Linked DNA regions of Homo sapiens: region 2 is linked to region 1. The links are chromatin contacts, found by Hi-C or POLR2A ChIA-PET in ENCODE. All regions are on one chromosome and are shown on one strand. Each heading gives the region's core, a stretch centred on a gene start or an enhancer-like site at or near the end of the contact. The rest is flanking DNA. Distances are from core to core; before and after follow the strand shown. Region 1 holds the start of PER3 (period circadian regulator 3). Region 2 has its middle 39 kb from the start of LINC01714.

Evidence for each region. Hi-C counts contacts between places; a loop is a spot of excess contacts on that map. ChIA-PET counts read pairs that join two places held with the same protein, here RNA polymerase II (POLR2A). Pooled maps may share reads with other maps.
Region 2: a pooled map shows a loop between it and region 1 (5-fold over the local background). The contact joins the enhancer-like site here to the promoter of PER3 in region 1. A Hi-C loop is called at or near these places in 5 of 50 pooled maps. POLR2A ChIA-PET finds 5 or more read pairs at or near these places in 2 of 52 experiments (BJ and activated T-cell).

Annotation. Positions count from the first base shown.
Region 1 is chr1:7,781,979-7,787,112 of GRCh38, forward strand. PER3 (period circadian regulator 3) reads left to right here and starts at 2,313. Exons shown (of 22, transcript NM_001377275.1): 1 at 2,313-2,398; 2 at 2,676-3,027; 3 at 3,463-3,608; 4 at 4,743-4,858. The coding sequence starts at 2,900. RefSeq lists a silencer at 1,779-2,388.
Region 2 is chr1:8,167,078-8,172,211 of GRCh38, forward strand. No RefSeq gene overlaps it. Among named protein-coding and RNA genes, the nearest start is that of LINC01714, 39 kb to the right of the region's middle. RefSeq lists an enhancer at 1-545. Within about 2 kb of position 2,819, at least 26 of the 41 ENCODE cell types and tissues checked have a DNase peak (open chromatin) inside an H3K27ac peak, as active enhancers do.

The DNA of each region.
Region 1 (5,134 bases), core at 1,063-3,562:
TCCCGAATTACAGGTCCCACGATGATCTGGTCCTTTCTAGTTTTCTGACTTCATGTCACACGACTCTCCAGCTCTCTCTTCTCCAAGCAAGGTACTCCACCAAAGTATAGCTGTTGACATCGGAGAGACTTGTGCCCATGAGACTTTCAACATCAGGGTGTGGCTTGAAGGCCAGAGTTAGCTATGAATGAAAACAGGCAAGGAAGCCCTGAGGGAGAAATGGACCTGATAAAGTTTGTTTCGGTTTCTCATCAGCAAACTGACTTCTTTCCAAAGGTCTTCTGCAGGTACTTTCAGCTCTGCCGGGTCTACTTCCTCACCCGCGGCAGGCGCCTCTCATCTCAGGTTGAAATCCGCCTTCCCCACTCGCGGCAGGCGCCTCTCATCTCAGGTTGAAATCCGCCTTCCCAGAGGCCTGCCCTGCTGATCTGACTAAGCAGGCTCTGGCCTCCCCACTCCACCTTTCTCCCAGTTACTCTTCCTTCCAGTAGTTTGTTTTCTACACATCGCTTTAGGCTTTATGAACTTGTTTATGGGGTTGTTTGTATGGCTTTCTCAATAAAACGTCAACTCCCTGGGTGGCAGGGACTTTGGGCCACTGTTCTATCCGCTGGGATTCCAAGCGTCCCTACCCAGATCTGCACGCAATAAATGCTTGCTGAACGAATGCAGTTTGACAAAACCCAGCTTCGGAGGAGAGCAAGCCAACCTAGAGTATCGCTTGGAAGATATAAGGTGGTTTATTCAATACCTAACATGAACACTCACCTCACTTTTCCCCTCTTCCTTTACATACAATTTCATCCATCCAACAAATACTGAATATTTTTTCTGTACCAGGCAGCGAAGAGGGGCGGCACTCTGCACTGTACCTTTCATTTCTAACATGTTGAGATACTAAACTGAGCTTTCAGACATTTTTTTTAAAGGGCTCTACAACTTCTTTTCTGAAACAGAGTGTCTTTTACGTTTGTCTTCCTCCAGTTGCCAAATGAATCTAATTTTAGGAAGTGCAGGGAAGTGTTTTAAGTTCCACCGTCAAAATTCTGTTTCTGGGCCGGTGCAGTGGCTCACGCCAGTAATCCCAACATTTTGGGAGACCGAGGCCAGCAGATCACTGGGGCTTAGGAGTTTGAGAACAGCCTGGCTAACACAGACCATCTTTACCAAAAACACAAAAATTAGCCAGGTGTGGTGGCTGCACCTGTAGTTCCAGCTACTCGGGAGGCTGAAGCAGGAAACTGGCTTGAGCCCAGAAGACGGAGGTTGCAGTGAGCCAAAATCGCGCCACTGCACTCCATCCAGCCTGGACAACAGAGCAAAACCCTGTCTCAAAAAATAAAAAATCTGTTTCTAAAAATCGGGTGGGCTTTTTACCAGGGCTGCTTTATGGCCCGGTTCCTCCAAGTCCACCCCACTCACCGAAAGAGTTAGCGGAGGATGGGGGCGGTTGGGGTGGGCTCGGTAGGTCACGGGCGGTGAAAACCGTGGGAACCCAGAAAGACGGCCAAAGCACGATGAGGACCGCTGCCGGCAGCCCGCCCCACCCTGGGCTCCTCCCCACACCCGCTCGGGCAGCCGGGAGCCACCTACAAACTCCAGGACTCGACCCCAGAGCGCTGGCCTGAGCCGCCCCTGCTCGCCCCCAGTCCCCGCCTCTCCCTCCCTCTAATGCCCCCGCCCTCGACACCGTCGCCCCCCCGCCCCTGCCTCTCGCTCCCCACGTCTCTCGGCACCCCCGCTCCCATCCGCCCCCCCGTCCCCGCCTCTCGCCCCCATCCGTCCCCATTTCCAGCCTCCCCCTGACCCCGACTCAAGCCCCCCGACTCCGCCTCTCGCCCCTCTCTGCCCCCGCCTCTCACTCCCCTCTCCTTCCCCGCCCGCCTCTCACGTGGAGGTTGGGCCGGACCCGCCCCGCCCCACAGAGCCCGGGTCCCGCCCCCACGTGGCTGGCAGCTTCCTGGCCCTATCATTTCTGCGCTGGCTTCAGCGGCTCCGCCCCGGCGCCGTGCCAGGGGGCCGGACACTCCAGTCGCGCGGCACAGGCCTGAGGCCGCTGAGGGCCACCCCGTCCCCTGCCCGCCCGCCGGCCTGCTGGGATTGGCCGAGCGCCGGCCTCCGCCCGAGCCCGCGCGTTATGTAACGCGCCCCGGGGGCCCCGCCCCCTCGCCCTGGCTTATATAACCCGGGCGCACCGGCTCGCGCCCCGCCCCAGGGCCAATGGAGGCCTGCGGAGTCGGCCCCGACGACCAATCGCACGGCCCGGGGGCGGGACCGGTCACGCGGCGGCAGGGGGCGCGGCGCCGGCTGCTGACCGGCACGCGGCGAGCCTCGAGACTGCGCGAGGGCGGCCCCGGGGGCGAGCGGCTGTGCGCGGGGCCAAGGGCGGGGGCAGCAGGTGAGTGCGCGGCCGGGCGGGAGTTCTGGGCGGCCGGGCGGGAGTTCTGGGCACTCGCGCGCGGCAGAGGAGCCCCGCGAGCCCTGCCCTCGGTACTGGGGGCCCCCGGAGCGTGGCGCTTCCGAGCCACCCGCCTCCCCGGGCCCCATCCCTCGGCGCGCGGGAAAGTTGGGGCAGGGGTGAGGACCGCGCGGTCGGGGCGCCCCAGCCAGCCGGGCCGCTGGCGTCGGACTGTCTGTTCCATTTGTCCCTTGTCACCCTTGTCTCCTCCCCCTAGGCCGGAGTCCTGAAAGTCGAGCGAGCTCCGGGTTTTGAAAATGTTGGAGGGAAAAGCTCCTCGGAGATGAGCGTGACCCCCTGGCTCGTGGTGGCCGCCTGTTCTCACTAACGCCATGGCGGGGACCGGAGTGAGAAACCGGTGTCTGTCACTGACTGCAAAGTGAGCGAGAAGCAGGCTGCGGGCCGTCCCAGCACGACGTGGAGCCCCGCGGAGACCTCGAGATGCCCCGCGGGGAAGCTCCTGGCCCCGGGAGACGGGGGGCTAAGGACGAGGCCCTGGGCGAAGAATCGGGGGAGCGGTGGAGCCCCGAGTTCCATCTGCAGAGGAAATTGGCGGACAGCAGCCACAGGTGACGCGCTGGCTTCAGGCCGAGGGCCCCATGCGTTCGTTGTCCTTCCCTGGAGCAGGGAAAGGGGGACCTAAATCTTTTTATTCTTTTGTTTTCAAGCCCAGGGGAAAGTGTAAAGGGGAGACTCGGGCAATGTAGGATGAAGTGATCCGTGACACTGAAGAAAATTACCGAAGAGTATCAGGAGGGAAAAGTGGTTACAAAAGTTAGCTGAGTTGGGGCTCAAGTGGATTAAGGGAAAGTAAGTGGAGAATGTTTGTCATTCACCAGTTGCTTTGCCTCGAGTTCCCCACCTAGAGGAAGAGGGGTCACCACCCTGTGGACTGATGCCGGTAGAGCACTTAGAAACTTACCTGGCTTGCAGTTTGTGTTCCCTAAGCCGCAAGATGCTGTTGTCTTCAGAGGATGAAGTTGTAATTTTTTTTTATCTTCCAGTGAACAGCAAGATCGAAACAGAGTTTCTGAAGAACTTATCATGGTTGTCCAAGAAATGAAAAAATACTTCCCCTCGGAGAGACGCAATAAACCAAGCACTCTAGATGCCCTCAACTATGCTCTCCGCTGTGTCCACAGCGTTCAAGGTAAACAAGCCGGAGAGAAATTTCATCCTACGAATGCACCAGGACTCATACAAGCAGCCAGAGGAGTGGTCAGTGGGGTCTCAGTCAGACAAATAATTTGAGCTTTTTCTGGTGCTTTGTGGAAGATGAGCAAATCTACACCGATTCCATTCGTGTCTTAATTGTTCACATGTGAAAGACCAGGAAAACTTTATCTGTATAATAGTGTATAATACCTATGCAATGTTTTGCTCATGTGTTGCAAGAGAGTAGAGTTTAGCATAAGCACATTTTGAAGGCTGACCTTTTAAAGAAATATTGTCTTCTATGGAAGTTATGGGAAAAAAATGCATTCCACGAAATAGTTACCTTTACATGCCGTACACATACTTTCAAAATGCAGTAATGAGGCTGGGCGCGGTGCCTCACGCCTGTAATCCCAGCACTTTGGGAGGCCGAGGCGGGCAGATCACGAGGTCAGGAGATCGAGACCATCCTGGCTAATACGGTGAAACCCCGTCTCTACTAAAAATACAAAAAATTAGCCGGGTGTGGTGGCGGGCGCCTGTAGTCCAGCTATTCGGGAGGCTGAGACAGGAGAACGGCGTGAACCCGGGAGGCGGAGCTTGCAGTGAGCCGAGATCACGCCACTGCACTCCCGCCTGGGTGACAGAGCGAGACTCTGTCTCTAAAAAATAATAATGATAAAAATGCAGTAATGATATATCAGGAATTTACCAAACTAAAAATGAACCATTGTAAACACTTTTTCTCTCTGACATTTCCAGGGATTTCATTAAAGCCATATTCTCTTTAGCACAAACCTCAGTGCTTCATATATGATATGTTCCTGAATGACAGAGTACTGTTTCTGCTCCCCCCGCAAAAAAATTGTGTATGCATCTGAAATTTTTAGTTAGTACCTTAAATGTATCTTGCTTCCTGTGATCCAGAACATGCAGAATTCATAAAATCAAATCTTAAGTTTGCACAACTATCAGTATTTTAGGTAAAAGCAGAAAATGATCTGTTTTTGAGAAAAATGCACTGAGGTGTTCTCATCCGAAAAAAATAATCCAGCTTGATAGTGATGAAATGGTTTCCTAAAGATACTGTTGTCACTGGACTACCTGTTTATCTCCCTGTGTTTCTTAGCAAACAGTGAGTTTTTCCAGATTCTCAGTCAGAATGGAGCACCTCAGGCAGATGTGAGCATGTACAGTCTTGAGGAGCTGGCCACTATCGCTTCAGAACACACTTCCAAAAACACAGTAAGAATTCATGCATTTTGCCATATCAACCTGGGTGACTTTTCCTAAGGGCCTGCTCTAGATGTAGGCTTTTAAGAAGGATAACAACGTTTCAGCAACCACAATTTGAGAGAAGCAAAGGAGGAACTGCTAAAGAGGCATGGTGTAGCTTCTCCGCCCTTGCCAGAGAAAACATCTAAAAGCAGAAGCAGCCCGTTCTGTGTGCTGTGCAGCTCAGTGACTTTGGTTATGAGGTGCTTCTAGCTCCTTAGCATTCCCAAGCTCTCTTGAATTAAG
Region 2 (5,134 bases), core at 1,569-4,068, 390 kb after region 1:
AGCGTGGTTTCAGCATTAAGGCATGGACTGAATTTCAGGAAAATGCTTGTGATTAGCATCGCTTATTGCTATTTTACTTGAAGCTAAAAGATAAATCAGAGAAACAATATCCCAGTAAGGGCCCCCAGCAGGCGGTCCATCCTGACGATGACAGAGGGGGAGGAGGAACAATGGCTACACTTTACTCTGAAGTGGCTACATCACCTTTTTCTGGGCCAAGAAGCCCAGGTGCAGATGTTTTCTCTGCAGGGAGTGTGCTGAGCTGGGTTTTGTGGGCTGCAAACTCCTATCAGAAGTTGATAAAGTTCTGGGCCATTGGTTCTTAGCTGATTGGAGAAGCATTTCATAAGCTTAGAGTGTGAAACACCTAGAGATGAGTCATCCATATGGGCCAGTTCCCCTAAAAAAAAAAAAAAAGTCTCTACTGTTGTAAGCACACACACACACACACACACACACACACACACACACACCTTAAACTTTATCAGGGTCTCAAGTAAGTGATGAAATCGGATGTGAGTGGTGGCTCACGCCTGTAATCTCAGCACTTTGGGAGGCCGAGGTGGGTGGATTGCCTGAGGCCAGGCGTTTGAGACCAGCCTGGCCAACATGGTGAAAGCTCGTCTCTACTAAAAATACAAAAATTAGCTGGGCGTGGTGGCAGACACCTGTAGTCCCAGATACTCAGGAGGCTGAGGCGGGAGAATCACTTGAACCTGGGAGGTGGAGGCTGCAGTGAACCCCGATGGTACCACTGCACTCCAGCCTGGGTGACACAGCGAGACTCTGTCTAAAAAAAAAAAAAGACAGAATCAGATAATGTGTGGACAAGCCCTTCCCAAATTACAACCAGAAAGTGAAATCTGACAGAAGGGAAGAACAGGACAGCCCTGGGAGCTTCTAGTCATTGGAAGAGACCGGGGCTGCATGCAGATGGGGACCCTGTTGACAGCAGCCCCTGCCTGCCATGCTGAGACCCTGCGTGTGTGAGCATCCCCAGCTTGGTGGCTGAGCCATCTCCTTGTACCCCAACCACAACCTCCTCTGTGGCTCCAGTCACATCCTGTCCCTTCAGAAGGCCACTCACAGGACATGCCCTTCCTGTGGTGACTGGTCACCTTATTCATGAAGGAATGACTGAGGACATGACTGAGGTGTAGCAGAGTCAAGCTACACCGTGAGTGTCTGTGGGCACTGCAATACCTTGGAGCTGCTGGACTCCTGAACATTGTCTAAATCATCTTTCGCAGCCATCCATCTTCTGCCACATGGATTCCAGTTTCCATTGTGAGAAAGGGGTTCAACGAGCCATGGCATTTTCCACCAGAGGGTCAGCATCTGGGCCTCTGTTATTTTTCCTTTTGAGGCCCAGTTTTCTTGAAAACGAATAAAACTTACAGCTCTTAAAAATACCTAGGATGGGCTGGGCGCAGTGGCTCATGCCTGTAATCCCAGCATTTTGGGAGGCCGAGGCAGGCAGATCACGAGGTCAGGAGCTCAAGACCAGCCTGACCAACGTGGAGAAACCCTGTCTCTACTAAAAATACAAAAATTATACCGGGCACAGTGGCTCACGCCTGTAATCCCAGCACTTTGGGAGGCCAAGGCGGGCGGATCAAGAGCTCAGGAGTTTGAGACCAGCCTGACCAACATGGTGAAACCCCGTCTCTACTAAAAATTAGCTGGATATGGTGGTGCACGCCTGTAATCCCAGCTACTTGGGAGGCTGAGGCAGGAGAATTGCTTCAATCTGGGAGGCGGAGGTTGCAGTGAGCCGAGATGGCCCCACTGTACTCCACCCTGGGCAACAGAGTGAGACTCCATCTCAAACAAAAACAAAAACAAAAATGAGCCGGGTGTGGTGGCACATGCCTGTAATCCCAGCTATTTGGGAGGCTGAGTGGGGAGAATCACTTGAACCTGGGAGGCAGAGGTTGCAGTGAGCCAAGATCACACCACTGCACTCCAGCCCGGCCAATAAGAGTAAAACTCCGTCTCAAAAAAATAAAAAACAAGAAAAACCTAGGATGGGCCGGGCATGGTGGCTCATGCCTGTAATCCCAGCACTTTGGGAGGCCGAGGCAGGGGGATCACTTGAGGTCAAGAGTTTGACACCAGCCTGGCCAACATGGTAAAACCCCACCTCTACTAAAAATACAAAAATTAGCTGGACATGGTAGCAGGTGTCTGTAATACTAGCTACTCAGGAGGCTAGGGCAGGAGCATCACTTGAACCTGGGAGGTGAAGTTTGCAGCTAGCCAAGATCGCGCCACTGCACTCCAGCCTGGGCCGCAACAACAGCAACAACAAAATACCTAGGATGCAGCACTCTTCATGGATTTAATCTAATTATCATGTGAGATGAGTCAATGATCATGAATTGTAGGGGTAAAGAAAATGAGTCACAATGAGACCATTGGTGATGGGTCAGAAGGGGCTCCCTGGTTTCACCCTCCACTGCCCTGGGGGGTCCACGCTTCCCCTTGAGCTGTGGCTGGGTGATGCTGCCCTCAAAGGCCAGCTGTCATGGGCTTTCCCCACCCCGACCCTGAAATTTCCCCCATTTGTCTGAGCTATGGCCACCTTACTGGCTCAGAAGTCAGGCTACAATACTGCAATGGAACCGGGTGATGAAGTGTCATAAATAGTTAATACAAATTCTGCCAACAAGTTTGGGGTTAATAGCCGATCTTAAAATGGGTAAGGGAAAGAAAGGGAGAGGGAGGGAAAAAGGAGAGGGAAGAGAGAGAGAGACAAAGAAAAAGAGAGAGATTTTCTGGCATTCATCCTAAGCATTTCAGCCGTAAACTGGTTTAGGCCAGTGAGACAGGATGTTCTGCAGAGCAAAGATCACGTGACCACACAGTGCGAACAAACAGATGGTGTATCATTAACAAACTGCAACGCTGCATTTCCTAGTCTCTCCAGGGTGTCAGTGACCCAGGCAATTTAATTAAAAACATTAAAAAAAAAAAAAAAAGTGACAAGGGCCAAAGTTTCATCCTGTTTAAATTCAACTTCATCAAAAAAGTGGAGGGGCTATCCCTTCCATGAAACGTCCACATATGAGCCCCTCAGGGAAGTGGCACCAACGTGTAGGTCAGTGGCACAGTCAGGCCTCTGGTCAGTGGCCATTGATCCAGAAATGCGGCCAGGGCATGGCCAGGGCAGGGGCAGCTCCAGGACAGAGACCAGCTCGCCTCCCATTAGCCTCCTGGGGAGACAGGACAGGTAAACAGCAGGGAGCTCAGGGGGTTTTATGGACCAGGCCGTGTACACAGTTTGTCCCGAGTACAAACAAGCAGGTGGCCAGTCTCACCTTTGTTCTAAGAAGCGGGATCCAGGCAGGCCAGGAGGCCCAGAGGGTAGCTGTCAGGAGACACTGGGGCCCAACCAGGGCTTCCCACTGCAGGAGCGGGTCAGGAGCTTGGACACTCTCGGACACTCAGCACTGTCCTCGCTTGAACCTCCCCGGTAATGGCAGCATAAAGTGATGGTCAAGGGGCATCCGGTTGGGACTCAAGAAGCTTAATCCCAAATCCCTGCCCCACAGTCTACCAGTGACAGACACTGTGCTGAAGTCAGCCTCCACATGCTCACCTGTAGAATTGTGACAACATGGCAAGGGCAGGTGAAGGCCCCAGGATAGTGCCTGGCCATTGAGAGTGCTCTGTCGTGCAGGTGGGCATGGGCATGGGGCTGTCCAGAATTGAGCTGTTTTTTTGAGTTGGAGTCTTGCTCTGTAGCCCAGGCTGGAGTGCAATGGTTCACTGCAACCTCTGCCTCCCAGGTTCACGTGATTCTCCTGCCTCAGCCTCCCGAGTAGCTGGGATTACAGGTGACCAACACCACGCCCAGCTAATTTTTGTATTTTTAGTAGAGACAGGGTTTCACCATGTTGGCCAGGCTGGTCTCAAACTCTTTTTTTTTTTTTGAGACAGAGTCTTGCTCTGTTGCCCAGGCTGGAGTGCAGTGGTGTGATCTTGGCTCACTGCAAGCTCCGCCTCCCAGGTTCACGCCATTCTCCTGCCTCAGCCTCCCGAGTAGCTGGGACTACAGGCAACTGCCACCATGCCCTGCTAATTTTTTTTGTATATTTAGTAGAGACGGAGTTTCACTGTGTTAGCCAGGATGGTCTCGATCTCCTGACCTCATGATCCATCCACCACGGCCTCCCAAAGTGCTGGGATTACAGGTGTGAACCACCACACCCGGCCCAGGCTGGTCTCAAACTCTTGACCTCGGGTGATCCACCCGCCTCGGCTTCCCAAAGTGCTGGGATTACCGGTGTGAGCCACTGCGGCCGATATCTACGTTTTTAAAGACTCCTGTAATGGTGGCAAACTTGAGGCTCCTGGACATGGAAGGTGAAGAGGGCAAGAAAGCTGCAGGAGAAACCCTAGAGAGGTGGGACAGCTGGGGATCAATGGCTTAGGAATCTGTAAAGAAGGATATTTAGGTTTTTAGAATTTACATAAGGCCAGGCACGGTGGCACACACCTGTAATCCCAGCACTTTGGGAGGCTGAGGCAGGGGGATCGCTTGAGCCCAGGAGTTTGAGACCAGCCTGGACCACATAGGGAGACCCAGTCTCTGTAAAAAATAATTTTAAAATTTTAAAAGAAATTCATATAATCTTGGGCTTCCCAGCAGGTAAACAAAAGAATCCTAATTAATCTCAAGTGCAGATCATAAGAATTTGGAGAAACTGTTTGCACTCCAACATCTATGGAGATCAGTAGCTTTCTAGATTACAAAAATTCTAAATAAAATGTAACTTGGATAAAACTTGATTTTTGCACAGTGATACACCTAAAAGAAGCACAACTCTGACTCAAAGGCTTTGATGACAAATATAGGCAGATCACATGGCGTATCACATGCGATGAGCCATTCTCAAACATCTTTATCCCTCTCTCCTCTCAACATTTGTTCATCATTTGCTGATATTTATTGAGCACCCAATACATGCTCTGCTCTGGATGCCGGAGCAGCAAACAAGACCCTTTCAGTTCCTGCTCCACTACATTCTAGAGATGAAAGGCAGACTGGCAAATAGCTAGATCTTGCAGGGTACAGTTACTTTAGACGAAAGGCAGAGGTATCTCTCCGTCGCTCAAAGTATGATCCGAA